Regions from separate parts of the Mus musculus genome. Here region 2 is linked to region 1. The links are chromatin loops, found by intact Hi-C in ENCODE. Cell type or tissue: left cerebral cortex. All regions are shown on one strand. Links, peaks and the distances in the headings refer to the core of each region. The heading gives the core; the rest is flanking DNA. Region 1 overlaps Arl15 (ADP-ribosylation factor-like 15). Region 2 has its middle 25 kb from the start of Gm41072.

Region 1 (15,183 bases), core at 2,863-10,862:
GAAGGAGGCTTGCAGGTAGCATGGGGCAAGAAAAGCTAAGTGATATACCATCCTGATGAATTTTAGCCCAAACCCTGCATAGGACCAATTGAACTCAATTTAAAGCCCGTGAAAGCCAAGTCTGGAGATCAACACAACAAACATAAAGAGTACACCAGCGAGGAAGGTACAAAAAGTCCCAGACTATATGTCCCACAGAATTGTTCGTGTGGCCTGGGGTCCTCATCATCTCACAGTTAGTTGAAGCCACTAATTATCAATCATGGAAAGAGGAGTAGTCACAATTCTCAGGGGAGGCCCAGTAATATCTAGGGATGGTAGTGGCTGCCACGATGTGGGGGAAAGGCTATGGGGGAGAGGGTTCTAGTGGGTCCAGACCAGTGTTATTGCTACAAATTCCACAGGGAGATCGCCCCTTCCCCTCAATAAAGAACACTCCAGCCCTCAAAACCAAAACAATGTTAAGGCTGAGAGATCATTAATCAAAACTCGAAGAACAAAGGCCATGGGAGTAATTCAGGTCTTGTGGAGTGGCAGGGGCCATCAGGATCTCCACTGAAGTGATGGGATTAAGGGTCTGTACTGGAAGAGGAGACAGCGCGGAGCAAGCAGTAGAGCCATCGGTGGTTCCCACCCTCTGGCCCCTTTTGTTCAAAGTGAATAATCAACATATATCAGGAGAGCCAAGCCAAACCAGACGGTGACTCCTACAGCAAGAAAACGGCTACCATCTACCACACAGTCACTGCTTCCGGCTAGCGGACAACAGAAATGACTTTGAACAAGCCTTACATAGTAATGGAAGGGACTGGTAGATACTGCGTAGGTCAAGTCAGACGACTTGAAAGAAAAGAAGGCAGTGCGGCACTGATATCGTCCACGTGACTAATTTAATAAGAGAGGGACGGCGAAATACAAAGCCATCGCAGGTAAGGACAACGTTTGGTTAATTTAAAAACAATACACAGTTAGAATAAAGGCTTTGTTGATTAGCTTCCTCTTAATCATCTAGGGTGAGCTGAGTCTCCATTGTCCCAGTACAAGACGATGCTTGAAGCCTCCCACACAATGGGCTTCGACAGGCCATGCACAACCATGGCAGATGCTCACGACTGGCAGACTGTTTTTCTACCGTGTCTGCTCCCCAAGTTGCTTCATGACTCTCACGGCAATCATACTTGCTCTTATCACTAAGTAGCTTAATTAATGTGATGCCAGCAGATGAAATATGAACTTGAGAAGATAATGTCTATTTCTATGAAAAATTAAATGGAAGGTATTCAAAGAACGCAACGAAGCCAACGCATTAAAAACAAACTACTATTGAATTAGACTTCAGAAAGACATTTTCCAAAACTGATAAAGGACTGGAAGAGAAGATTGCTTTGAGCATGTTTATCTCTTGGTTTTATTTTAAAGGGACAGAAAGCCCAACACAAGAGGAGAATGGCCACGGTCTATACAGTATTAGAAACAGAACACAGAGCTCACATCCGTGGTCAAACCCTGAAGAAAACCCCTTGACCCAGTATGGAAAACATTAGTATTATTTGTATGTTTAAATTAAAAATAACTTCCCATTTTAACTAATTCTTTTCTTTTTCTATTTTCTCCAATGCTGGGGAAGAAACCCAGGGCGTTACTGATTGAACTTAGGGCGCCATACTCTCAGTTGCACCCACACTTGACTAACTGTTCAGCTATCAGTTGAGAGGAGGCCAGTGGGCTGCCGTGTGCTCACAGCTCAGGACTGCCAAGTACACTTCTCCTTGTGTCTGAATCAAAAGCTTTTTCGGAGGGGAAGTCATTAACACTCGCGGCAGTCTGATGTTCAGGGTGCTATACGAAAACATGTCCACTGTCAGAATCAATACTCGTGTCTGTCACCTCAAATCCTTTGGTGGAGGGAAGTCCAAGGACATGGAATTAAAACACACACACACACACACACACACACACACACACACACACACACACACATACACACACAGTCCCACAGATGAATACTGCTTTAGTAAACGTTTAATTATCCTGAATGAATCTGAAATAGTCTTTTCTTCTCTTCTCTTTTCTTTTCTTTTCTTTTCTTTTCTTTTCTTTTCTTTTCTTTTCTTTTCTTTTCTTTCTTTTGTTTTTGAGACAGGGTTTCTCTGTGTAACCCTGGTTGTCCTGGAACTCACAGAGATCTGCTTGCCTCTGCCTCTTGAGTGCTGGGATTAAAGCTGTGTACCACTACTGCCTGGCCTTGAAAGGGGACTTTCTAACTAGAACTTATGCCTGTTTTGGGGAGCCGAGGAACAGAAAGAGAACCATAAAGACCACATATCAATGAGGAAAACTGCTGTGTGTGTGTGTTTTAAACCAATGGTTTGCATCAGCATGTTCCACACTTAGAATTCTTTAGGTAACAGGGGATTTTAGTGCTTTCTATTATTTCAAAATGACCACATTTCCTTAAAAGCTTCTCATATTGACATTTCCATTTGCATAGTGATGATTCTATGATATGGCTTGAAATTTTAACCTGTCAAATGCCAGTACAAGAAAATACCTGTTTGTACATAGTATCAGTTTTTAAAAGTGCACGCATGGTGGGTACCAATATGATGGAAACTTCCGTTAACGCAAAGCGATACATCAGGCTATGTGCTCACAAATGTTATCTTCGAAGGAGGAGTTATCTGAAAGCTTGTCTTTATCCCATTTAAGCATAAAGGACTTGGGATTTTCGAAACAGATTTGCAAACTCTGGGTGTCCACTTTTAATCTACTCTTTCACGTAAAAAGAGAAAGAGAGAAAAAAAAGCGGCTCTGGAGAAATCTGTATTTGAGAAATGCATTCTTTTTTATTTGACTCGCAGCTTTTCATCCAGACCGACAACACCCATAAGTTGCACGTTTCTTAGCAGTTAAATGAAAAAAGGGTTTTCATCAAACATCTGGGAAATCTGAAATCTCTTGCAGCTGCTGGAATACTTGTATCTGACTTCTTATACGTCGCCACAGATGGCCGACTTGCAGCAACCTGGCCACAGGCTGCGCTGCTCTCTGGTGCCCTTCAGCTGGGAACTGAGAGTCCCAGGAAGTAACAGTAACAGAAAGCATCATGCTTTAGGCTGGGGTTTGCTTGGTCAGGGCAGGGCTGATGACCTGGCAATCCTCAGGACACTTCCCACCCAGCCTAAGGGAAGCAAAGGCTATGGCCGATGAAGCAGAAGAGACTGAGAAGAGACTGAGCACAGAGGTGGAAAGAGACTGGAGCTGAGACAGCTCTTCGCACTCTAACAAATTAAGTTACTAAGGCAAGGAATTATTTCAAGCACCAAAAGACACAACTTATTACCTAGCACTTATGAAAGACGTGAAAAGCGGTTGTCTAAATGAGCAAAATTTCTTTGCAGGCAAGACAATGGGAAGGGAGGGGTTGCTTCTGCTTCTCGCGGCTTTTATGAAGCCTTACAAATGAGACACACAGTCCAGGTTAAAGAAACGCATTTGTGCTGCATCATAGATGCTTAAAAATAGTCCAATATCTGCACAAAGCATAGAAGAGCTCTCTGGAAGAACCACGAACCCCTTGCACACCCAATATTCCCCCTCTCCGTTTCCTCCCATCTGCCAGCTGGGTTTCATTTTAAGAATTTCACACTGAATATAAAGTGCTATTTTGACCATGTGGCTCCAGAAATGTGAATTTATAGTCTATTCAGCTTGCACGGAAGTGATTGACAGAGAAAGGATTAACCAACTGGATGTCAGGATGCAGTGATTTTTCCAGGTTACCTACTTACTTACACGTGAGGCTAGCGAGAAGGATGGCTTCCCAGCAGGGGAGTTGCTTCTTACTGAACTACTGAGTGACCACTATGCCTTGGAACTCTTTTCTCTGTGTTGGTACACACCGCATTCATCTATTTTCACATCTGTGAAATGGGAATACTAAAGTCTTTCTTAGACACCCCTTGCAGCAAGGCCCATTTGCTCACAGACTGAATCTAGAATTATTGGTCTCGTAGTTTAAGAACAAAGTCATTAAAAGGTATGCATGGGTGTGTATACCTTCCTGCATGTGTATCTGGCTTTTGGGGGTAGGGGGTGGGGAGAAGACTGAAGAGAATGGCCACGGAGAAAAGGACAGACAGACAGACTTAATATTTCCTTACTGTAATCTTAGTCTTTGGGCTAATGATATCTCATAAACATGGAAAATTTTCTCTGCACACAGTATTCCAGAGATAGCTGGGAAGGTTGGAACATCTAGAAATATCTCAAATATCATTGCCATGGAAGCTCTTTCACAGAAGGCAGCCCTCCCCCCTTTCTTTAAAAGTTACCCATCTTGCTTTAGACTTCTCAATACCCACAGGAGGTATCACCACAGACAAGATGACTGCTCTGTTTGTGAGTACTGTGGGAAAAGGGATGCGACCATTGCCTTCTGAGAAAGGTATGCAGCACGGATTCTCAACCTGTGGGTTCCAACCCCTTTGGGAGTCAAACCACCCTTTCACAGGGGTCCCATATCAGATATACAGCATATCAGATATTACATTATCATATATAATAGTAGCAAAATTATAGCTATGAAGCAGCAATTAAAATAGTTTTATTGGGGGGGGGGGTCACCACAACATGAAGAACTGTACTAAAGGGTCACAGCAGCATTAGGGAGGCTGAGAACCGCTGGTATAGAGGATGACTCACACTTGATACTGGAGCCAGTCTCCAAACTAATAAACCTTTCTACACTTGTATTAGACACACAAATTTGAAATAGGAAGAAACATGACATCATCAGAAAATATCCACTTCTCATATCCTATCAAGTCTGGCCAGGTTCAGGACTTGGAGGGCTCTGGGTGCAGGTGGGTCTTTGAGTTTTATGATATTCTGAAGTGCAAACTACATAAGCCCTCCCTTCTGTCATGTCAAAATAAACACGCATGCTACAATCCGCTGTAATAAGGGGGACTTTCTCCTCCTTGCCATTAAATGTAAATATGGCTTTGATCAAGAACTCACTAACTTTATACCTGTAAGTCTGGCATATTCTGTGAACAGTTAGAGAAACCGGGCGAGCAGACCAAAGTGCAGAGGTTACCGCATCAAACTCATAACTTTGGGTTGCAACTTTGCAGAGCAAATAGAGAGAGGAAATTATGAACATTTCTTTATATGCTTCTAGACTACTGGACTTGAGACATGTGCCCATACTTCTTATACCTCAAAAAACATACTGAAGTAAAAATATATTTTCAAATATACCAAAGAGTAGGAAGGGGATTAAAGGAAAAAAAAAAAAAAAAGCACCCTACAGGCAGACATACCCGATGCTCACCCACAGCACAGCAGAAAGATCATTAAATGCATGTTGTCCCCAATGGGAAAGCAATAGCCGATAGCTCTCCACAACGGTATCTACTCGTGACAGAAACATCTGTGGATGATTTTAAATCATCTTAGTTAAGAAACATGGGCTTTTATCTTATATAAACGTTTTGGGAATTTAAATTTTAGGGCAACCAAGAGTATTTAAAGCACAATAGCGTGCCCATTTCTGGAAGGTGGGAGACCTTTCAGGCAATTCCAAATCCCTCAGGATTCTTCTGTCCTCAAGCAGGAAGTGACACCCCCCCCCAGCCTCTGATCTGTCAGACTGCCTTTTGCAAGGAGGGAGGTTGAGAGAAGATCACTCAAAGGGATCGTTCTTCATAGGGTGTTGCATGGTCTTCTTATGACGTCAGGTTCAGCCTGCCGGAGGCTACACAGTCTCTTTACTCCATGGCGTTTTAATGCTAGGATCTTAATGAATTCTCTTCAGTTCAGAGTGACACCACTATGAATTCCCACCAGAAATACATACAAGTTGCAGTTGTCGTGCGTCCCATCACTATCTAGAGTCAGGCTTTTAAACCCCTACCCACGCTAATACATAGTGTGCGTTGGTATGCGCTTGCATTTCTCTGATGACGACTGACAGTGAGCATCTTCTCGTTTGCTTATTGGCCAAGTGATACAACACCATGCCTACTGATTTCAGTGATGTTCAGTTTGTCGAGTTTCTCCCCACTATGGCTTACGTCTGATATCGAGTCTAACAATATTTTGTGCCTAACTAACAAATGACCCCAAACTACACTGAACGTGGGATTTTGTTATTAGATTACTCAGTATTTCCCATGGGGATAAAAACTGTGAGAATTGTGCTTTTATTTTCCTTTGAAGACAAATCTACCATCTTTTCCTATAAAGAGAAGAACACCAGAGATCATGATTCTTTGGCTTTTTTATTTCCCCCAGATTCAGGGCACTAAAGTCAACTGGAGCAGCGATGGACCTTCCAGAGTTGGTGTTATTATAATGTCTTTCCTGGGCTAGGAATATGGGTCCATGGGAAAGCAGAGCCTAGGAAGCAGGGCCCCTAGGTTTAGTGTCCAGTAAAACATACACACACACACACACACACACACACACACACACACACACACGGGGGTGGAGGGTAGGGATATGTGTTATGCCCTGATCTTTTGTTTTGATTTTTGGTTACTATTTTCTTATGAAGTCATTTGCATGTCTTTGTAGAAAGAAGCAGTGGGCCAGGCAGACATGAGCAGGGCAGCATCTCTGCCTGGGGTCGAGCACTAGTACATGGTCACAGCTTTGCTGGCCATAACCACATAACAGAGCACACCAAGCCCTCCTCCCCACCCCCACCCACCGGCCGAGGCTTGTCTTAAGATAGCCCTACTATTTTAGAGGCTTAAAAGTGTTTGACAAAATTCTCACTGTGGAGTAATGATTCTAGTCTTAAAAGAGGCATTTCAATGTAAGAAACTCAATTGAAATGTATTTTAAGAATAGGTGCTTACATATCACAGAAAGGAAAAATGAATCTTAGAGCAAAGCACTTTTAGCAAATCTAGCAGGTTGATCAATTGCCTTGCTATTTGAAGCGAATGATGCTTGGGATGGCTTTGCGTCAGATGTGAGTCTTCTCTTCTGTGGATCAGTTTGCACCTCCTCCTTAGAGTTGTAGGGAAATGGGATTTTAACTGAACTACCCAGTTCTATCTTCTACATATCAGAGGTCACTGGGCATGTTAATTAACACCACACAACCAACTCTAGCAACACTCCAAAATCATCTTCCAAGATGGTGAAGGAAGTCTAAAGGTAGCAACACTAGAGCCCAGTTAGCTGAAGGACTCTGACCAAACTTGATAAGAGAACTAGTGTCTGCCTTTATTCCCTTTCCGCCTTCCTTTCTAAGAAGTCCATTGGGAAATGTCTCAAGCCTAAACACCAGTGCTATATATTAAGACTTAAAACAATATACAAATGCATGGATCCTCACGTCCATTCATGAAGAAGATGCTACTCTCATTTCAGAAGGACTCCGAGGCCTAGCGAGGTTAAAGACTCTATCAAAATTATAAATGCAAGAGATGAGATGTGGTGAGTGCATAGTCGGTCTGCATGGGACATGCTAATAGTCCCAACAATAAAGCAGTGGGTCTCAGTCAAAGAGCAATGATTACACACAGCAAAAGAGAGCCCATCTCATTGTACCAGCCTGTAAGACTAGCATTTGAGAGGTGGAGGCAGAAAGGGGTGGCTTTCAAAGCAAGCTTCAACGAGCTTAGGGCTAGCCTACGCTACATGAAGCTGTCTCTAAAAGCAGAAAGTGAAACGACAGCACACGACTTCAGGTATCTTAATAACAATGGAAGGAGGCCTAGCCTCCATGTCCAAAACAAAAACCAACCCAGGTCAGCAAGCCGTCGCTGAGAGTATTCCACAGAAGCTGCTGTACCTTGGGGCCTCTTCATTACAATCACTGAGGCAACAGGCAACACTAGACACTCTAGGACCTAACTCCTGTGACATGGTCTGGGTTCATTGGTGGCTGCCCATAAATGACATGAGTCGCCAAGAGGCCAGAAATCGTTCGAAGGTTGTGGACCCCTGGGTGACTTGGATTTAATGCTAGATGCCCTCCAGAAAGCTTACAACCCAGCAGGGAAGAAATCCGAATAAATCCAAACCCCTGGCCCTTACGTTTTAGTGGTGGAAGACAGACAACACACATAGGAAAAATCCAGTAAAATACCATCTGGTATGTTAATCAATGATGGAAAGGACTTGAAAGATGAGCCACAGGTCTATACTATACAACAGGGTGGCCATCTTTCACGAAGTTCTTGCGCTTCTAATGTTCCAGCCACGTGGAGTACAGTCAATCCCTCAAATCTAACTGTTTTCATCAACCCTGTGTCCTCTGTTTTAGGGCCCTCTCCCTGACTGCCTGCGGGTGGCAGTCCACTGTCATTGTTAACTGGGTCAGAGGTCAAGTCATCTATACTCAATTCCCGCTTCACCGCTTACTAGATGCTTGATGTTGGGTATGTTCCTTAGCTGCTCTAAGCCTTTGGTTCTAAGTTAGGGCATAATAATAATTATTATAATACCTAAAAATAAAAGAATAATACCTACTTTCCAGAGTTCATCTGCAGGTATATAAAGTGCTTAGACCAGTGCTGGCACTTTCCCCATCCTCCGTCAACACTACAAGAAACAGTCTTGCTAAAGACCCAACTCCAATGCCACTGATTGTCAACATTCCCTGGAGGGAAACTTCCAATAGACGCAAATAAATAAATAAATAAATAATAAAGGAAAGACAGAGACTCTGACCTCCCATGACTGGCAATCTAACTTGGGAAGCAAGCACTAAGGAAAACATCTCTAGCCCAAAAGCTTCTGTCCTACCACTCAGGGGCCCAGCGTCCCAGAGTACTTGCTATTCTCCCCAGTATACCATGATTAATTTTTGTGCCTCAGTTGCTACTTACCCAACAGGCCCATTCAGGAACCTCTTTCTGCCCCCTTTCTTTGACGTCCCTTGCCTCAAGCACGGATGGCTTACTCAGCCCATGTCTACACCTCCTTTGATTCTTTTTCCATCCCCCTACTGGGACGTGCATTTTCCAGAATGAAGGCAGATTTTGGGTCTCAGAGAGATTTCACAAACCATGCCCGCTCACTCTCTTGGCTCACCCCACATCTGGAGCAGGGCCCGTGTGGACCAGATGCGCAGTGAGGGCTCACTGAACCAGCTACTAAGAAGAAGAGGCAAGGACTGTAGTCCTCTCTTCTCTGTCCTTCCCTTGCTCTTTGGACAAAGATGGTAGAGCACAGAACTAGTCACACCAAGCTCCAGCAAGGCAAGGCATCCTTACAAACAGGCAGGACATCTCTCTCTCTATTTATTCAGTCTGCTGAGATCCTCGCTATGTACCAGGCCCTGTGCTCTGGGCAGACAACCAGGCTCAAACGGACTTCTGGGCTGCCAGGGCACAGGATGAAACCCTGGGAAGTGGGCTGCACGTGTGTGGGGAGGATCAGGTTTGGTTCCAGGGTGTGGGATTTACCGATAAGCTAAGTTTCTAGTACATGCAAGAGTTGATACGATTCATAGACGATGAGGACATAATAGAAAAAGGACCTAGAAAACTATAGCCTAACATATATTACTAAACAGTTTTAACAATATCTACATTGTTCTAGGAAAATCTGTCCCTTCTAAAAGCTTGTATTTTTATGACCCAACCAGTAAGAGATTTCTATCCTAGCTGCTCCTGTTGGCTTACTTCAGTTGTAACAAACGTCAATAATTGGAAGAAATGTAAAATGTCACTATCAAACTTGCTTCTCTATTCTCTTAAGACACTGGCCTGTGAGGAGCCTCTCATCTGGGACAACAGGGGACACATTCTTTGAGTTTCTTGGTGCACTGAGGAAGAAAGATCAAACACTTTGTTCTCGAGTTGGCTTTTGACTTGCCGGCTGACTTTGTGTGTTCACCCATTGCTTCCCAATTTGGCTTCTATTCTAAAGTAGAAGCTCTAAAACTCATAAAACGCTCAGAACAGATTTAATTAAGAGAATATTTTAAAACCAAACCTGGCTGTATCTACAAGAAGAATGAAAATGTGGAACACAGAGAGAGATGGAAAATGAGGCCCCAGAACATAGAGTATTAATTTTTTTTTGAAAGTATTAACTAGGATGGGGGAAGCTACACACCTTTTAAGGTATTGGTTCTAAGCCTGGCCTGCAAATACAGGCCTAACCTAGGATTCTTCAAAATAAAGGTAGAGATTCTTTTTTTGTTGTTTTTTGTTTTGTTTTGTTTTTGTTTTTTCGAGACAGGGTTTCTCTGTATAGCCCGGCTGTCCTGGAACTCACTTTGTAGACCAGGCTGGCCTTGAACTCAGAAATCCGCCTGCCTCCGCCTCCCCAGTGCTGGGATTAAAGGCGTGCGCACCACACCTGGCTAAGGTAGAGATTCCTGTTTGGAATAAGGAAAAGGCTAGGTGACAGAGAGCCTAAATATTTGCACTCAAAGGTTCTTAACATCCCAAGGAGGCACAAAGCATTATAGAGGGAGGACTGGCAAGTCACCCTGGAAACTCTTCAAGTACACCACAGTTGGTCCTTGGTCTCTGCAGCCTGATCTGCGTATGGGAGATGTGGCCTCCCTCTCACACAAGCCAGTGACATTCAGTCATCACACTGCTCTATAGGAGACAGCCTATGGCGGGGAGGGACGCTTGGCATGGGGGAGACATAGAGGTTCAGTTTGCCTCAGATTCAATCTCTAAGGGAAGACAACTATTTTCATTTTCTCTTCTTTCTGGGGGAACAAAAGCACCGGAGAGGAAATCCTGTGCCTTCGGACAAGCTTCAGCCATTTGCTCTCAAGAAGGCCCCGAAACTAAGGAGATAAGGGAAGCGGGCCTCTGGAAGTGCCCGACAAAAGCCTTTCAGGCCTGACTGTAGCAACTTATTTGAGAGCTGCAACTTACTAAGCGTGTCTCTGATATCACTTCAGATATGAAGATTAGTGGAACATGCTGATACACTGAATCATCAAAAAGTTCTCTTAGGAATTCCGACACAGAAGACTTAATGGAGAATTACTCCATCGGCTCGAGCCTGTAAGGGGGAGAGATAAGGTGTGCATGCTTTGAAGACAAGAGCTCCATTCTTCAGAGATGGGAGTCCCGACTCAGACACCGCCAATATGCACTAAGAACCCACACCGACTTTGTGGCATTGGCTACACACATAAAGTCTAATGCTTATGTCCCAGAGCATAGTAACACTATAGACTCCACGTCACTGCCATTCCAGGGGCTGACGTCAAGGAACAGGACTCTTTAAAAAAGGCCACCAGTTTATTTCCTTCCATCTCTTTTTGCTCCAGCAGGGCAGCCCTGGGCCACAGTCTGGCTTGAGAAGAACAGCTATGAGGAAGATTCCTTGACGCTCAGAAGTGGATGCACTGTTTCTCGGCCCTGTCTCCAGAAGGATGGAACACCATTCGGGTCCCTCACTCGTCGACCTCCTCTGCCAGAGGAGAGAAGGGGGCCGTCTAGCTCCATCTTTTATGAGTGTGCCTTCAAAAACCGGAAGCCACATTCCTCAAAACACTCTGGGTAAACAGACATGAGGTAGCACCGTGCTGAGACACGCTGCAGATCCTGAGCTATCAATCTTGAACGGAGACTGCAAAGACACTCTCCCGTTACCCGTTCTTAGAAATCACATGGCTTATGCCATGAGACCATATGGCCAAGGCATAGCTGAGACTTCAGCTTGTACCACTGCCAAGAAAGCTAGACACCAAGTGCCTAACTACTAATGAATCTGAGACTAATGCAGAGACGCCTCCAAGGATAGGGAATTAAAGAGACCTCCATCAGAACAGGTAGATGCTGTAAAGGGTACCTGGCAGGGAGTGTTTGAAAGTATTTACAGAAATGTGCAAACGACTATGGTGTTGATTGGGGTGGGGTGGGGGGCGCAACATGGGAAGGTGATGTCTCTAAAATGTATCAGAGTTTCTGCAATTAACATTGAGGATGATAACAAGGCTTTTGAAGCAGAAGCAGGCCAGAACACTTGTGAATGCTAAGCCCCAGGGATCTGGCTATACAGAAACAGCAGCAGAAGACACTGGCATCTGGCAAGTGTCACCCAGGAGCTGACTTACTGGAGAGAATATTAGGGACCCAAGCCAGATGAGATTTTTTTTTGAAATATATTTTTAATTTGAGGAACCGGTTAGAACCTCTGCATTCAAGTAGAGGAGTTGTAATTTGGTGATGTAGACAGTAAACAAACAAACAAACAAACAAACAAAAAAGCATGCCTTTTGAAGGTCCATTAAACTTTAAAAGTATCAAGACAGAATTGATTCTCTAATTACGCAGTGACATTTGCACAAGTGGATGTACAATTAAGTGGCTTTCTAAGATCTGAACTTCCATTGGGCTTTTTATTTCGTGTTGTGTCTGTCCTCGCTCGGGGAGGAAAACGCCACGGACCCATCTTAGAAGCAGCAGGTGTGGATGAACAGCTCCTTGGCAACTGTATGGGCCACGATACAGCCCTCGTCACACCTCCGGATGGAGGCTTTTGTTACAGATCACTGTCAGCCTCTGTGCAGACAGGAACCATATTGCCAAAATCAGCAGTCACACAGCTTTCTTTAACAACTTCAAGTACCACACTGTAAGTCTCAGAGGTGTGTGCCAAAGGTGTTATCCAATAAACTTCGTAGTAAATAGCAGAAGCCCTCCCGGTCGGATCTGCCGGGCTTGGAAGGAAATAGGGAGCCACTGTAATGAATGTGGTGCTGCCTGCAAAACCTTAGGTATGTGCAGTCCTTTGCACAAATGTGAGAGCAGCTAGTCCTCCTGAGAAATTACCTGTTTTCTGCCAAGGCATCTTGGCACCCAATGGGGTGCAGAGCAGCCCGAGCCCCCTTACTTTCTCATGGAGAACAGAAAACAAAGTAAAATTAGCATTTTCTACCCTGATATGGGGCAGGGGTGGGGTGGGGGTGGGGGTGGGAGTTGGAGGCAGAGGTGAAACAGTACAGGAAAAGAAGAGAAGGAAAGATGAGAGCAGCGGCCTGTGTGTGCGCTTTAAACAAACAGCTATGGTTCTCAGATTCAAGATGCTAGGCAGGCGCAGGCCTGGTATATTGTCGTCCAATAGCATCAGGGGATGAAGGGAGCTGATGTCGATCCAAGGAACCGTGGCTTCTGGAGTCCACTGGTCAATGCCAGCTCACTCATTTGGACAGTGACTGGTCTCTGGGTTACCACTTCTGTTGTTCCACATCTTGGTTCAATCAGGAAAGATCTACCATCTTTTTATTTTCTGACCATGGAGTTGTGAACAAGTTGGCCAACGTTTCATTTCCTAAATCTTTTTTTTTTTTGGTTTGTTTGTTTTGTTTTGTTTTGTTTTTGAGACAGGGTTTCTCTGCGTAGCCCTGGCTGTCCTGGAACTCACTTTGTAGACCAGGCTGGCCTTGAACTCAGAAATCCACCTGCCTCTGCCTCCCGAGTGCTGGGATTAAAGGCATGCGCCACCATGCCCAGCTCCCTAAACCTTTAAAAACTGGGAAATGATAACTGTTTTTGAAGATGTTCGGAATAAACACTACAGGGTCTTAGGTCCAGGGAGTGTCCTGAATTGCTGCTCAAATATGACTACTGTTATTAATGGAATTGAAGTATATGTGAAGTATATACAGCTTTCTTTCTTTCTTTCTTTGTTGTTTTTAAATAGCTGGGATTTGAATGTGTGACTTATAACAGAGATCACTTTTTTTTTTTCCCCTGTTTTGAGCTTTCTCAGCTTGTTTTTTTTTTTTTTTTTTTCCTTCCTTATACAGTTTGTTGTTTCGGTTGTTAAAGCAAAATCTTATGAGAAGACGTAGCCTTACTCCCTGCAACTAATTTTAAAAATTTTGGAGGGTCAGATCGGTGGCTATCATATTCAAATTATTATTTTTTTTTTTCTGTAAAATAGCCCAAACTTAGAACACCTTCTCCCCATGCATACAAGGTATGGATACAGTCATGGGTTAGAAGAAAGATTCTCACACGATTGGTATGTTTGTTTTGGCTCCAAATTTGTATTTTGCTTAGTTTTCTCTCATGATTTATGTTTTTACTGTTTTGTGCAGAAATAGCTGCCCTAGGGCTAGAGAGACGACTCCGTGGTTAAGAACACAGGCTGGTTTTACAGAGGACTAGGATTCAGTTCCCAACACCCACAAGCAGGCTGACAACTTTACTTTACTCCAGTTCCAGGTGATCCTATGCCCTCTCCTGGTGTCTATGGGTACTGCACACATGAAAACCACTTAGATAAAACAAAAATAAATAAATTCCATGAAAAGATGAGTTGAGGTTTTTGTGATCTGACTTGCTGTGAGAATGGCCAACAATGCTGTAGTTGTTTAAGAGGGCTTCTGGAAGTTGTTTTAAAAAATAAAAACAAAAACAAAGCAAACAAACAGATCGATTTAATTCCTTTGTGCCAGGTCCTGGGCAGGTGCCTTTGATGACTGTGGCAGAATCTACACTCGAGCACCATCTGAGCCTTCCTCCTGCAGCGCAAAGGGCATCATTACACCTCACAGCTTGTGTGTCTGTGGTTGAGTCTGGCTAGGTCCTCAATCTTGGGGATGGGGTACAAATAATGAAAAGCGCCATCTCTCCCTTGGGGTTCTCCATGAAATAGCCCCAGGTTGTGGGCGTGCTCTTTGTGCGTTTCAAGAATACCTGAACAAAGCAGGCCCTACGGCTCCAGAGAGCGTGCAGTAAGATAGAAAATATCAGGATCTTGGGATAGCAAGTGCCCTCCACCCCCATACTAGACTGTGCGGTGACACAGTGGAAAGCCACAGAGATGGTGGACTGAATGGTAACTCCTGTGACCCCAGCCAATACAGGCACGCAGTTTTCCTTACCACCCAGTTAGACAATGCATCACCATCTGCATCCAGCTCACACCACAATGAAAGCTCACACAGAGAGAAGCCGTTCATCCAGAGCCAGACAGGATATGATGCCTCTCTCTACCCAGTCCTGCCGGAAACCATATTCTTCCTCAGAGGAGCTTGCTAACAGCTATTAGCCTGTGTGAGTGCAAAGTCCCATGACGGGTATCCCCACCTTTCCTCTTGAGCCTGTGGTCCAGGAGCAAGTTATACTCCCAGGGTATCTATATAACTAAATGTCTACATAACAAGATACAATCAAGGTTACCTCAGCTTGAGTTTTCTATGCAACTTCATTTCTTCTAATGCTGCTTATA
Region 2 (15,183 bases), core at 2,321-10,320, 99 kb before region 1:
AAACTCATAATGCTCTAACAATGTGATGATGTGTAAACCATTTCTATACCCAGAATGAAGATTAAAACACAAAAGTATTGAGGATGGCTGATGAGGAGGTAGCTCAGGGTTAAGAGCACTGACTACTCTTCAAGAGGTCCTGGGTTCAACTCCCTGCACAGCAACTCTCAATTGTCTGTAACTCCAGTTCCAGGGGCTCTGACCCCCTCTTCTCACCTCCAAAGGTGCCAGGCATGCATGTGGTATTCAGATATACATGCAGGAAAAATACTCTACACATAAAATAAAAGTACTGTAGCTACAACAGTTTTTAAGGATACATAATACATAAAGATGAGATTAAAATATAGATGGAAGAACGTTTTTCTGCTGTAACTCAAGTTAAAGTGTGAGCAGCTTAAAATAGTCTAAGATAAGATTATTGTAAGCTTGTTGGGAGTTTTTTGATTTTGTTTTTGGCTTTTGTTTGGTTGGTTCTTAGACAAAGGCTCACTGTATATCCCTGGCTACCCTGGTACTCGCTACATAGATCCGTCTGGCCTCACAGTCAGAGATCTGCCTGCTTCTGCCTCCTAAGTGCTGGGATTAAAGGTGTGTGCCACCACCGCCTGGCTATTGTAAAATATTTTACTCTAGCCTCATAGAAAGTCCCAGGCAAGGACTCAAAAAGTTAAATATCACATAGTTTCTATCATATTTATAGCAAGATTTTAAATAAATATTTTTTGTTGTTGATTTGTTTTGAGTTTTTTGGTTTGTGTGACATGGAAGTTCAAGAGGGACTTTGAGGAGGAAAGGCATAAAAGGAATGGGTAATGAGGATGAAAAAGGTATTATATAATATATATATATTACTATTGTAATATAGTAATAGGGTAGTTGACTGTATTAAACACTATACAAACACACACCTCCTCTAACAATAACAGTAATAACCATAATGGTCATCATAGAAACCCAACACACTCCAAGGCACAGTTACAAACTATCTCTAAATGACACTGGCCTTAGGGAAAAGCACAGACTGGAAGAATTGAAAATGCCATTTCATGCACATAAAAGTCAAAGAACACAGGTGGCCATATGTATGTTATATGAAATAGAGTTTAAGTCAAAACTGTAAGATGAGAAAATGAAGGTCACAGCACAGTGGTAAGAGAATCTAACAATTATGATTAAATGCACAATAGAGAACCTAATTACATAGGCTATATATTGATTAATCAGAAAAAGAAACAGATTGCCAGACAACTACAGTGGGGGTCTTTGATGTAGCGGTGCTGTTGATAAAGTGACCATCCAGACAGAAACCAAGAAAGAAATATCAGGCTTTTGTTACACCCTGATGACAGGCTTAACAGACAGACACAGAGAACACTATCTGGCAGCAACAGAATATACATTCTTCTCAAGTGACCAAATATGTATGGATCCGGCTCCAGAGCAGAGTATCTGTTAGGCCACAAAATCAGTCAGAGCCTTTAGGAAGGTCAACATCATATCAGGTATCTTCTCCAGTCACCGTGGAATGGAAATGAAAATCAAGAACAGGAAAATTCACAAGTACACGAGACTCAGGTAACCTGCTCCTAAAAATCCTATATATCTTCCCTCTTCCCCTCCCCCCAAAACACAGATAATATTCAAAATATGCCAAGACAAATGAAGCCGAACTTATAAGAAATATTTGGTGGTTTAAACAGGCTTGGCTCTCATAGACTCAAGTGTTTGGATGCTTGGCCGTAGCGGGTGACGCTATTAGGAGAAGTGGCTTTGTTGGAGTAGGAGTTGCCTTACTGGAGGAAGTATGTCACTGTGGAAGTAGACTTTGCAGCCTTATAAATATGCTCAAGCTACACCCTATGTGATAGACAGCCTTTATCTGCTGTCTGAGGATCGAGAGGTAGAACTCTCAGCTCTTTCTCCAACACATGTCCACCTGCATGTTGCCAAACCTCCCATCATGATGATAATGGACTAAAATCTGATCCTGGAAGCCAGCCCCAATTATAAGAGTTTTCCTTTATAAGAGTTGTCTTGGCCATTGTGTCTCTTCACAGCAATGGAAAACCAAACTAAGACAGATACCAAACATGTGGCCTGGAAAAAGCGGGTAGAGGAGATTATAGCAATAAATGCCTATGTCAAAACAAATGAAAGAGATAAACAGCCTACTATTACAATACAAGGAACTGGATTAAAAATAACCCAGCATTGGTAAAAAAAGAGAAACAAGACAGGAGTCAGAAATAAACATGCAACACATAACAGCAATCAGAACAATAGAAAGGTCAAGAAAACTAGAGGTTGTTTGTTTTTGCAAAGATCTATTTAAAATACTTAGCTAAATGTGAACGATTAAGATAGGGATGAAGAGATGGCTAACTGGATAAAGTGCTTTCCCCAAAATGTATTTGAGTTTAGAGCCCTAGAGCCCACATAAAAAGCAGGCACACTGCTGACTGCCTGTAATCTTCTCTCTTAGGAAGCAGATGGGGATTCCCTCTGCAGCAGGCTGGCGAGGTACAATAGCTGAAATCAGGGAGCTTATGGTCACTGAGGGACCCTGCCTCAGAATGTCAGAGTGGGGAGTGAGTAAGGAAGCCACTGAGCCTGCACATGCAGGTGCACTGGGGAATGCATTCAGGCCTGCACATGTCACCACATGCATGCTCCCACACACATGTGAACATACATATACACATGTATACACACACAGAGACACACAGAAAGAAGGAATGGAACTAGAAGAATAAAGTAACATGGAGATGTTAGGTTGGTGGCACAGGAAATAAATTGTGTAAGAAGCACTATGAAATCCATATGCCAGGAAATTGGCTATCCTAAGAAGAAATTTTCCAATCAAACAAAAAGCCTAACATATCTAAGAAGTTGGAGAATTGAGAACAAAATCATAAAATTTCAAATATGAATTCAAAGCCTCTAGCAATAATTTGAGCTACACTGAATCAGGACGCAGAGGAAGAGAATGTTAAGCATGAACATAGAGATACACGAGACACATTTCTGAAGGAAAGATCAGCGAGGTGGCAGCAGCTCATCTCAAAAGACCGCAGAACAACTCTTTGAGGCAAATCCAAGACAGCAGAAAGAATGAAATCACACAGATGTGAAAAGAAAAAGCAGTAAGAAAATCGAAGTTCCTTTTCTTAGGATTAACTTGCATACACAAGACTCCACTGGTGCCGATCAGTCAGAGACATCAGCCATTATCAGTGAAAAGGAGCAGACAGGTAAGCTAAAAAAAAAAAAAAAAATCAAAAACAAAACACCTAGCCGAATGCAATGCCGTATGCTGTCTGGGTTCTGCAACTAAAAGTTGACATCAATGGAAAATTGTTCATGTTCGAATAAAGCCTGAAGCTTAGGAGCAATAAACTGTTCCTGTTTGGGAACCATGGACCACAGTTACATGATCTGTGAAAGTCAGGAGACACTGGGAGGAGGGCATCCTGAAACAGCCTGACAGTTTTGCATTTTTGCCTTAAGATTATTCCAATGTTAAAACTAAACTCGCAGAAACCATGCTTAAGTTTTGGATTCCATTAGCTCTGATGCTTCTAGCTACATCCTAAGGACATTCATGACATAGTTTGAATGTCTGCTTCCTTTCTGCACCACAAAGATGCACATCAGCAGTTTCACTGTGAAGAACACACCAGAGTATTGCCTTTGCAAGGAGAAAAATGGGGGAACATATCAGATAAGAGTTATGCCCATGAGCCTAGCCTACACAGTAATGGGAGTGAGTCCTCTCAAATGACAATAAAGGTAGCCAGGACCTGAAGAGTGATACCCAAGGTTGTCCACTGCTGTACACACACACACACACACCACAAACACAGCACACCACAACGCTACACACACACACAGAGTTATACAAATTATATGTTTCCTACTCCAAACCTACTGATGGGCATTACTGAGTATCAAAGAAACACCAAGAAAAGTCCTATGTTGCTGTGGTGACGTCTCCCTTTCAAGGAGACGCTGGTATTCCTGAGGCTACACGCACCACGTGGAGCCTCCATTCTCTCTGCTCCTACAGGAAGATGTATGTAGAAAAACGCAGGCTGTAATTTATATTACTCCCAATAAAAACATCATATCCTACCACTGGACAGGCAGTGTAGCTAAACCATAATAAAAAGCTACCACAAAAGCGAGACTCCGAGGTGAACATAAAGAGCTGAAGTGATCCAGAGGTCAACATTTTCCAGAAGCAAGTTGGACAGGGACAATGAAAATCCTTCAGGGTATTTGGTTTAGGAAAAAAAAAAAAAAACCCGCCGGCACATATTTATATAACTGTTATATTTATATAACTGTTTTAAATGAAGGCAAACTACGCCTGGAGCTCCACACTGGATAAGAAAGTGCCTCACATTTATCTGCCGTACGATATCATCATTTATTTTACTTAAGAACATCAAAAGAGTTCCGCTTGTATATTTCCCTCCATTTATGGAGGGGGAAGAACGTTCCGAGGGACCTTAGGCTAAGTGGTAAATCCTTATGAACTGGTAGATCGCCACTGTTTGACCAAATACCACTCACACAGTAAACACCACATGTCCTTTCTCCTTATTCTTTCGCAGCTACACTTTTGGAAGTGTCTATGAACTTTATGGGACATCCAAGGGACACAAAACTTGACCTGACCTTCACTGGCTATGGAGGAAGTATAGGAGTAAATATTCTTTTCTTTCCACCCAGGCTGAGATGTCCCTCCAGGTAATTACAGTGCCCACAATGCCCATGTCCTTGACAGCCTCTGTTTGAATAAGCTGCTTCAGTTTCCTCCAGTAAAACAAGGGTAGTTGTCTTAGGGTTTGTTTGTTTGTTTGTTTGTTTGTTTTCTGAGACAGGGTTTCTCTGTGTAGCCCTGGCTGTCCTGGAACTCACTCTGTAGACCAGGCTGGCCTTGAACTCAGAAATCTGCCTGCCTCTGCCTCCTAAGTGCTGGGATCAAAGGCGTGTGCCATCCCTGCCTGGCTTAGTCAGGGTTTCTATTCCTGCACAAACATCATGACCAGTAAGCAAGTTGGGGAGGAAAGGGTTTATTCAGTTTACACTTTCATACTGCTGTTCATCACCAAAGGAAGTCAGGACTAGAACTCAAGCAGGTCAGGAAGCAGGAGCTGATGCAGAGGCCATGGAGGGATGTTATTTACTGACTTGCTTCCCCTGGCTTGCTCAGCTTGCTTTCTTTTAGAACCCAAGACTACCAGCCCAGAGATGGTCCCACCCACAAGTCCCCTCTCCATTATTAATTGAGAAAATGCCTTACAGCTGGATCTCATGGAGGCATTTCCTCACCTGAAGCTCCTTTCTCTGTGCTAACTCCAGCTTGTGTCAAGTTGACACAAAAGCAGCCAGTGCAGTAGTGAATGGACCTGTCTCAGGACTTCTGTGTGGGTTGAGAAAGAAGTAATTCAACTGCCACAGTGAGAGAGTTGCTGGCAATAGAGATGCACTGAAGGCTTAATATATATTCCATGCACGAGTGGACACAGGAATGGATGAACATATGGAAGAATGAATTCTCCCACTTACTTCCGGAAAAGCAACAAGAAAATCTATGGCATGGTTCTCCTACTGCCTGGGCTATTCTTCTGAACAGCAAAGGATGAACACGGAGGTGGAACTGATCTCAACAATGGCAACCTAGCTCAGCTGGAGACGAAACTCCAAACTGTCCCTGGCCTTCAGGTTACAATCTAATTATTCTGTTTCTAATTACAATAAAATCTTGTTTCCTTTGTCTCGCCCCAACCCTAACACACACACACACACACACTTCCCAACTGAAATATCACTAAGTGATTTATCTATTCTGAGGAGACGTCTGCCACTATCAGAATTCATGGTGTGTGTGTGTGTGTGTGTGTGTGTGTGTGTTCACATACACACAAATAACTTTGGATTGCAATAGAGTTGTGTGGCTTCTCCTTTGATGTGATAGATCCCAGACATCACCGTTTGACCCAAAGTGTAGAGAGAAAAAGAACCTAATTTGCATAACGTTCTGTTTTCTCCACCGAGAAAGCCAATGTGGCAATTTCAGCATTGCTCCTAGAAAGGTGGTATGCTTTTTTTCTACTTACGCTGGGGTTGCCTGTTCAGCCAGCTGAGCCAGTTCAACTAGAGTTAATCTCCAGCCCAAACCTCCTGTGATGGTTTATATATGCTTGGCCTAGGGAGTGGCAGAGCTAGAAGGTGTGGCCCTGTTGGAGTAGGTGTGTCACTGTGGGTGTGGGCTATAAGACCTTCATCATAGCTGCCTGGAAGCCTGCATTCTGCTAGCAGTCTTCAGTTGAAGATGTAGAACTCTCAGCTCCTCCTGCACCATGCCTGCCTGGATGCTACCATGTTCTCACCTTGATGGTACTGGACTGAACCTCTGAACCTATAAGCCAGCCCCAATTAAATGTTGTCCTTTATAAGACTTGCCTTGGTCATGGTGTCTGTTCACAGCAGTTAAACCCTAAGATACCTCCCATATGCCAATCACAAACAGTGCCCACCTGTCTGCCCATTCATGCATCTACCCATCTTCCTTCCCTTCCTACCCTCTCTTCCTTCCCCTCCTCTCTCTCTCTCTCTCTCTCTCTCTCTCTCTCCCTCCCTCCCTCCCTCCCTCCCTCCCTCCCTCCCTCCCTCCTTCCTTCCTTCCTTCCTTCCTTCCTTTTACTTTTTGGTTCTTTGAAATAGTGTTTCTCTGAGTAGTCCCAGCTATACTGCTGGTCTCAAACTCAGAGATCCCCCTGCCTCTGCTTCCTGAGTGCTGGAATCAAATGTGTGTGCCACCATACCTGGCTTCTTCCAATCTTCTCAAACCATCCCTGGATGGATACACTCACCCATGCTGTCACTTACTTTTGTTCTCTGACACCTGTTTCCTTCTCTACTCTTGTCTTCACCTCCATTTGGTTCCTATTGTAAATATATCCCAGAATATGGTTCTTAGCGTTGAGGCCTGGCCCTCAGGAGCCTGAAGCAGGGAAGCCGAATTTGATTTAAATTTGAATAAATGTGATAGGGTTCAGAGGTCTCTGGTGTTCTCTTATTCCGAGCCTCAGTTCAAAACCAATGGGAAGAAACTCTCTCTAACTCAGAGAAGAGATTCAGAGGGACCAGAGTCCATACCATCACCTTCTGCAATGGTTCCTCTCCTCTTTCTGTCTCTTGTTTCCTAGTCAAGGCTAGAATGATATGCTACATACAAGGGTTCTACCCCCAGTCACACACTCAAACTTTAGCGGCAAGGCAACTTAAGGGTTGGTAAAGAGATTAGATTCTTTGTGGAAGTTAGGTAATTGCTCCCTTTGTAACCTAGGACAAGCCCATATATTTCTTAGTGTGTAAACAGATTTTAAGAACCCATTTTTGGGGGAAGAGATATCAACACACACACACACACGCACACACACACACACACACATGCACATCTAGAGATTGAGAATTATTATGTGAAGAAGAAGGTTCTATCAATGACTTTGGTGACCTCAAGCTTTGTGCTCACCTCCATGTTTGTTTTCTTGCCTCTGTCTACCCAGTCCTGGACCATAGCCAGCAAATCAACACTGAAAGGAGAGGTATGAGTTGTATGAGACTGTGCATGCTGGACAGTTTTATGTCAACTTGACACCAGGAACCTCAATTGAGAAAATGTCCCACCAGACTGGTTTATAGACAAACATGTGGGGCATTTTCTTGACTGATGATTGGGGAGTTCCCAGGATGGTAGGTGGTGCTATCCCTGGGATGTTTATATATATCACATCAAAGGAGAAGCCACACAACTCTATTGCAATCTAAAGTTATTTGTGTGTATGTGAACACACACACAAACACACACACACCATGAATTCTGATAGTGGCAGATGTCTCCTCAGAATACATAAATCACTTAGTGATATTTCAGTTGGGAAGTGTGTGTGTGCGTGTTAGGGTTGGGGTGAGACAAAGGAAACAATTTTTCATTGTAATTAGAAACAGAATAATTAGATGTTATATATATAAAGCAGGCTGAGCAAGCCATGGGGACCAAGTCAGTAAGTAGAATTCTTCCATGGCTTCTGCATACTTCAGCTCCTGCCTCCAGGTTTACTTCAGCTCCTGTCCTGACTTCTCTGATGATGGACTGTGCTGTGTATGTGTGAGATGAAATAAATCATTCCCTCTCCAAGCTGCTTATGGTCATTCCGCTTTACCACAGTTTCAGAAGCCCTACCTAAGACACTGGGTATACACTGCACAGAGCTGATGGTGGCAGAACCCCAGACGGGCCGTTGCTGGAGACAGAAAGCAGGCAGTTATAGGCAGTGATCAGAAAAAAAAAAAAAAAAAAAAGTTTCAATGATGTCTTAAGAGAAAAACAAGCCCAAAGTGTCACACCCCTAACCAGCCAAGCAGGCAGAGAGAAGCAGTACAAGGTTGCTTTTGCAAAAGAATCTTACAAAGTGAGTCAAGGTTAGCGGTCCACAGAGGTGAACCCTACTGCATGTTGATGGCATTCCTGGCAACCAAGTCAGAGACCTACACCTGTATTGATGCCTGTGGAAGCTTCTCCAGGTATTCCAGTGTATGAGGGAGAGGGTCGCATGGCTTGTCCATATTTTACGTGTTAAAGCAACTGAAGTGGCTGCAAAGTGCTTCCAATTCTCCCCATGCGCGTCTCAGGATAGTCACTCCACAAGCACCGTACACAACCTGGAGCCTTCTTGGCACGGCCACAGTGAGCTCTGGGCCAGACACAGCTGTGTCTTGGCATGACTTTGGAGCCCAAGACCAAACCAATGTCATGCCATACCAGACAGCTTCTTATTTAACTTACTTCTTCCATAGGATTTGAGAGCTTATTTGAAACAAAACTTGGGAGCCATTAAACAGAATTGTGTTCTGCTGCTGTCAAGAGACCCCATGACCAAGTCTATAAATGAAAACATGTAATTAGGGATGTCTTCAAGTTTCAGAGGGCTAGTCCATAATCGTCATGGTGGGGATAACGGTGGAAGGCAGGCAGACATGCCACTGGAGAAGTAGCTGAGAGTTCTATATTCAGATCCACAGGGAACAAGAAAAGAGAGACTCTGGGCTTGACCAGGCCTTTGAAACCCCAGCTCTCCCATCCCCAGCCCCCATGACACACTTTCTTCAGTAAGGCCACACCTCCTAATCTATATCACATAGCGCCACTCCCTGATGACTAAGCATCTGAATAGAGCCTACAGGGGCCATTCTTATACAAACCACCAGAAGAACAAAACAAGAATTCTGTAAATGTAGGGAAAAAGCAAAAAGCATAGGCAGAAAAGTCATGTCATAAAGGTCTGGCCAAAGAGGAACAAGACCATTGGAACCAGAATGCTGGCCTGAAGCTCAAATCTAAGCAAAGGCCAGAGGCTGGAAAATGGCATTACTAGGGGTTGACACGTGCACGTATGTACTTGTCCTTGGACTTGTATGAAGCAGTACGGGCCTGAACACATACTCACAGACATATATGAAGACAGAGACTCTGTTGACTTTCTTATATCACCATTCCTGGGCCTCTAAAGTTTATAAGGAGTCCACTAAAGCCTGATTCTATAAAAGTAATCCTCTGGAGACTCTGTGTGTGTGTGTGTGTGTGTGTGTGTGTGTGTACTATGTAGGTTTGCTGTGTGGGTTGTGGATCTGTCCATATGTGTGTTGTGTGTGCAGATGCGATGTGTATATATGTGGTGTGTCTGCTCATATGTGTTGTATATGAACATGTGGTGCATGTGGTATGTGGGTCTGTGTATGCACATGTGGCATGTGGAGGTATATATGCATATATGCTGTGTGTGTGTGGTATATGTGCACATATGGTATGTGTGTGGTATTTGTGGTATATGTGTACACATGTGATATGTGTGGTATTTGTGGTATATGTGTACACATGTGGTATGTGTATGCACATGTGGCATGTGAAGGTATATATGTATATATAGTGTGTGTGTCTGTGTGGTATATGTGCACATATGGTATGTGTGTATACATGTGGTATGTGTGTGGTATTTGTGGTATATGTGTACACATGTGGTATGTGTATACACATGACAAGGGTATGTGTGATGTGGTGGTAGTCCAGAGACAGATGACTCAAAATGAAGTTTTGGTGATGTGGGCATTTCTTATGAGAGTTCTTAGGTCAGTCCTCGGATTAGGTCTCTCAATCTGCTCACCACTCAAACTCCTTTTAATCACGTTTCCAGATCCAATTGAGTAAAGTATTTTGAACTTTTTTTTCTTGCCAACTAAACAAATGTATTCTTAAGTGCTTTTAAATGTTCATTCCTAATTATGAACAAATGTTTCATTTTCCAACACGCTTTTTGGAACAGTGAAAATTGCCTCATTGACTTAAACTATCCCTGAAGACTGCCCTTGCCTTGTCATAACCACATAGAAGCCATTTTGCCAGACAGTGTAAGTTGGCACACAGCTTAGGCATTAAGCACACAGTGTGCCTGTGCTGTTGGCTGATGATCTGTCGCTGCTGACACCAGGTATGTGGGCTCTGAAGACCATGCTTAGCACAAGCAGTACAGATTCTAACTTGTATCAGCATCTCCTCCCAGAGGAGGCTAGGCTCTGGCCTCCTGACTGGCCAGCTTTTCTCTTTGGTTCCCATAAGCCCTCAACTGAAACTCTTGGCTGGTATATGGTAAGATACAGAAGTCAAACATCCCAGAACAGGGACCTTTTCCAAATGTCTCTCGTACAGTTTGTTGGAAACAATATGCTGATGGGATGGGCCTGCAAGGGATGCCGAGTGCAAAACAGGTCAACTCGCAGTGCAGGCAGGGTTAGTGCCTGTGCTACAGCTGGATGTGATTGCATATCTCAGTGTAACTAAAAATAGTTGTTCTTCCTGACAACTGTGATCAAAAAAGGTGAAAGGGTGGCTGATGGAACATACACGGTACAAAGTACCACTAGGAACAGGAACCAAATGATTGTGGGTCTGTTGATGGAACATAAGGAAGTTTGGCAATGTGGTTTAAAACGTAAGACAAGGTCAGTGAGACGGCTGAGCAGGAAAAGGAGCTTGCTGCCAAGGCTGATGACATGAGTGTCATCTCTGGGACCCACATAGTGGAAGAGGATAGGTAACTCCCCCAAGTTGTTATCTGGTATGTGTGTGTATCTGTGTATGTGTGTATGTATATGTGTATGTGTGTATATATGTGTATGTGTGCATGTGTGCATGTGTATGTATATGTATGTATATATGTGTGATGTGTGTATGTGTGTGCATATATGTGTATCTATTTGTGTATGTGTGTATGTGTATATGTGTATGTATCTATGTATATGTGTATGTATGTGTATGCATTTATATGTGTGCATGTGTGTGCATATGTGTGTATGTATGTATATGTGTGTATGTGTATGCAGGTATATGTGTGCATGTGTGTGCATGTGTGTGTATGTATGTACGTATATGTGTTTGTATGTACAATAAACATTTTTTTAAAACATGAACAATGAACTGAATGTGGCGGCACATGTCTATAAACCCAGCACTTGACAAACAGATGCAGAATTATCCTGCATTTGAGGCTAGCCTGGGCTATATAGCAAGACTTTGTTTTCCACAAGGCAAAAAGCAGTGGATGGGAGTGGAAAGAAGAGAAGAAAAGAACAAATAAAAGAAGAAATAAAGCCCAAATCTCAAGTTCTTTGCAATCAAAGGAAACAAAATTAATCCAGTACCCCTCCCACCCCCAACTCTTGACAGGGTCTCACTGTGTAGCCCTAGCTATCCTGGAATGATGAAGACCAGGAAGGCCTCCAACTAACAAAAATTCACTTGCTTCTGTCTCTACCTCCCAGGTGCTCAAGTTAAAGACATGTGTCATCACACCGAGCCTTTCTCTCTCTCTCAAGTTAACATACAAAACCATGGGCCTTGTTGTGTCTTAGTTGTGTCTGTGTATACATGCACACACACACACGATCTTTCACTTTTTTAATATGCCACTTTCCAAACCTAAATTAATTCTATTTTTATTTTAATGATACAAAATCATGAGCAAGCTATAAGACTGACTTAATTACTGTAAATTCATGTGTGTCCATATGGTAAGCAAATTCTATACAGAAAAGCCAATGAATCATAAAAATCTTATCTTTTAAACAATTATTTACTTCCTCATTTGCATTTGTGTGAGCATGTGCATGTGTGTGCACGTGTGTGTGCATTGAAGCACACAGGTGTAGGTCAGAGGTCTGGCTGGTTCTCTCCTTGTACTATGTGGGTACTAACGATTGAACAGAGAAGCATCCTGCAGGCCTGAAACATCTTATTTTTTGTTAGCCATTCGTGTTTCTGTCTTGATTGCACTTTTATGCTTAATTATGATCTCCCCACCCTGAAGGCTATGGAACAGGAAATGAAGAGGAAAATGTGATTTAAAAAAGCACCAGTGTCAGAGAGGTGGCCTAGTGGGTAGAGGTGCTGACAAAACAAGAGGCCAGAATCAAGGACTCTTCCCAGAAGAGAAACCTGCCTTTGGTGAAATGAAAGCACGGTATGTTTTCACCTGCACCAAATTATCCTGAATAGGAGAAGAGGAGGTGGTGGTGGGGGGGGTTTAATCCCTAACAGTAAAATTCCAAAGGAAGGAGTCTCATTCTGTAGTCCGCACCCTTGGAACCTGATACCCACAGAGCCGGTGCTAACCATGTATCACCTGTCTTGTAGCTTGAAGGCCTACATGTCAGCCATTCCTTAGCCAACCACTGTGCCTCCCTAAGCAGCACCTTGCCTCCCTGGGTGATAAGGATAGAGACTGTGGAAGAAAGCTGTCCAGCTTTTCTCTTCTCTCTAGAGGATAATTTCCTTAACAGCACAACCTGAGAGGTGGCGCTGGGGACATCTCAGAACCTTCCTTTTCCTTGGGTACCAACAGTCGGGAAGTGAGTCTGCTTTCCTCCTAGTGGGCAGTGCTTTCCAAACTCTTAATTTCTATAGGACATCTTGAAAGGAGACCAGAGCGGAAGGGGAAAGCTGCGTCACTGGCCTACGACACTGAGCACCTATGCCCAGAAGCCAGCTGCTCACCGGACCTCTCTCCGGGCCAGCCCAGTCACCCACCTGGGGTTTGTCTCCCCAGAGTTTGGCAGGTGCTAAGGAGTGGGTGTCAAGCAGCACGGTCTGTGGGCCCCCAGCTTACAGGGAGATTATGATCTTGAGTGCTAGTCCTTTCTAGAGAGACTCTGCTCACACAAAGCCTGTTTGTTAAATTCCCAGACAAAACATCTGCCCTCGGGGGCTTAGGTTCCCTTTATGGGGCACCTTATCGTTTCTTATGTGTAATATTAGAGGGTGGGTCATACTGACACTGGACACTTACATTCCTTACGTTACCCCAGTGCTTTGTATACTCAATGCATTAGTTAGAACACGCACAGAATAAAGCTGAAAAGCCCCCAAGTTACCAACTCCACACATTATCCTTCTCTGTTGAAATGTTAAATGATTGTCAACAAGGTTATATGTATTTGCAAGACAGTTTACACTACACACATGGTTATGTTAGATGTAACAATGCCTCTTATTTCTTTGCTTTGGGTTAATGTTGCCCAGAGGAGAGATGTCAGTAGACTTGATGATGGGTGTGTCTGTTTCCAATGGGTGGGTAAGACTGATAAAGATGCAAACCTAAGGTTGTAAAATTCTAACTCACCAGGACAGCTGAAGAAAGGAACTTCTTTAATGGAAGATCTTGGTGGGAAAGGGTCTTAGGCAAATTATCTCTGCTTTCTAAAGGCTGTACGGAGGAAGGGTAAGCCCTCCCATCTACAGCCATGTGTGTAGGCAGGAACAGCTGACAGGGTGTGTGTGTGTGTGTGTGTGTGTGTGTGTATGTGTGTGTGATGTACAGAATACGCTGTTCTGAGTGATCCAAGCTACTTTCCAATGGGATTTTGAGTAAGATTGTATTAAAATTATGAGCAGTGAATGATTTCAGGGAAGGCCTGCATTTGGTTTCTGATTCAGGTCAGTCAATACCTACTGGCATAAGGCACCCAGCTTACAGAAGTGGGCCCACAGTGTTCTCAGACACCTATCTTTGGAGGCAGCTCAGGGAGACAAGCATTACCAAACAGATATTCTCTGGAAAAGGAAAGACAGGATCCTGGCCCTTCTGCCCAAGGGTTCTATGAGCTCCATTCTTAAAGGCAAAACTGGGTATCAGGAAGCCAGGAGCATCACCTACCCTGTCAGTATGGACGGTCCACTGTCCATTCTGAGCTCTGCCTGCCTGACCTGACATCTGCACGCATGGTCTGAGTCAGGAATTATTGACAATCCCAGTTCAGTGGCTGCTTCTATGTACACATGACAGATCTCTCTCTCTGCTTCTCACTGGTGCCCTCTTGCCCAGGTCACAAACTTTGAAAGGGGCTTTTGACCGGAGGGGAGTGAGGGCAGTGTTCTAAATCCCGACCTCATTGTTCCTCCTTTGTACCAGCTTCTTTATTTACCTTGCCTTTCCCTCTCAACCTAATAAGCATTCTCCACCTGTCCAATGGCCCTTCAGCACTCCTGAAGGAAAAAGCCCATTTGCTCACCTTCAGTGGCCCTCAAAGTCTGTTCCCTTGGAAACAGCTTCCAAGGAGTGGTCCAGCCTCATTCTGCAAAAATCTGTGCTGGTTCCCAGCTTTCTTGTTGTGGTAAGGCAATGGGCCCAGTAAAGCTCTGCTTCTAACCCCGAGAAGAAGACTGTGAAATGCAAAGTTTGGTTTGCTCAGCAATGAAGGGGTTACTCCAGGGTGTTGGGTAGGGGAGAGGAAAGCGGCTGGCCACTCCTCGGCTTGTCTGATGGAGATGCAGCCTGGCACCACTGAAAAGCTTTAAGATTAATGGAGAAAAGGCAAAATCTGACAGCTCTTCTGCTGGTTTCAGTCCTCCTGGGTGGGCCAATTGGTCTTGAATGTCACTAGCTACTTAATCTTGTGTATCTGAAACAGACTGGTGTGTTTGGGGGAGCCCGGCTCGTTCTGTATAGACATCAATTGGAGAGACAGATAAAAGGAAACTGCATTGAATTTCCCTGTTAAGCCTTTCACCAGGCACTTTCTGACTGCAGAGCAGTGAGTGACCCCAGTAGATGCAGCCAT

The links. Peaks named below come from ENCODE experiments on the same cell type or tissue, not always from the same donor. Only the 100,000 strongest peaks of a DNase experiment are listed, where the experiment ranks them.
Region 2: it touches region 1 in a loop (2.0-fold over the local background); 2 of 42 quality-filtered maps call a loop at or near these places.

The regions. Positions count from the first base shown.
Region 1 is chr13:114,127,556-114,142,738 of GRCm38, reverse strand. The region is part of intron 4 of Arl15 (ADP-ribosylation factor-like 15); the gene reads right to left. It overlaps A430090L17Rik (RIKEN cDNA A430090L17 gene), which reads left to right. Exons shown (of 14, transcript NR_045836.1): 8 at 11,273-12,579; 9 at 14,048-14,174; 10 at 14,408-15,008. Among named protein-coding and RNA genes, the nearest start is that of A430090L17Rik, 16 kb to the left of the region's middle. In left cerebral cortex, for the core only: no CTCF peak of the experiment used is centred there; DNase peaks (open chromatin) are centred at 4,295, 5,095, 5,462, 7,000 and 2 more places; H3K4me3 peaks cover 724 bases; H3K27ac peaks cover 1,515 bases.
Region 2 is chr13:114,226,428-114,241,610 of GRCm38, reverse strand. No RefSeq gene overlaps it. Among named protein-coding and RNA genes, the nearest start is that of Gm41072, 25 kb to the right of the region's middle. In left cerebral cortex, for the core only: no CTCF peak of the experiment used is centred there; DNase peaks (open chromatin) are centred at 4,443 and 5,542.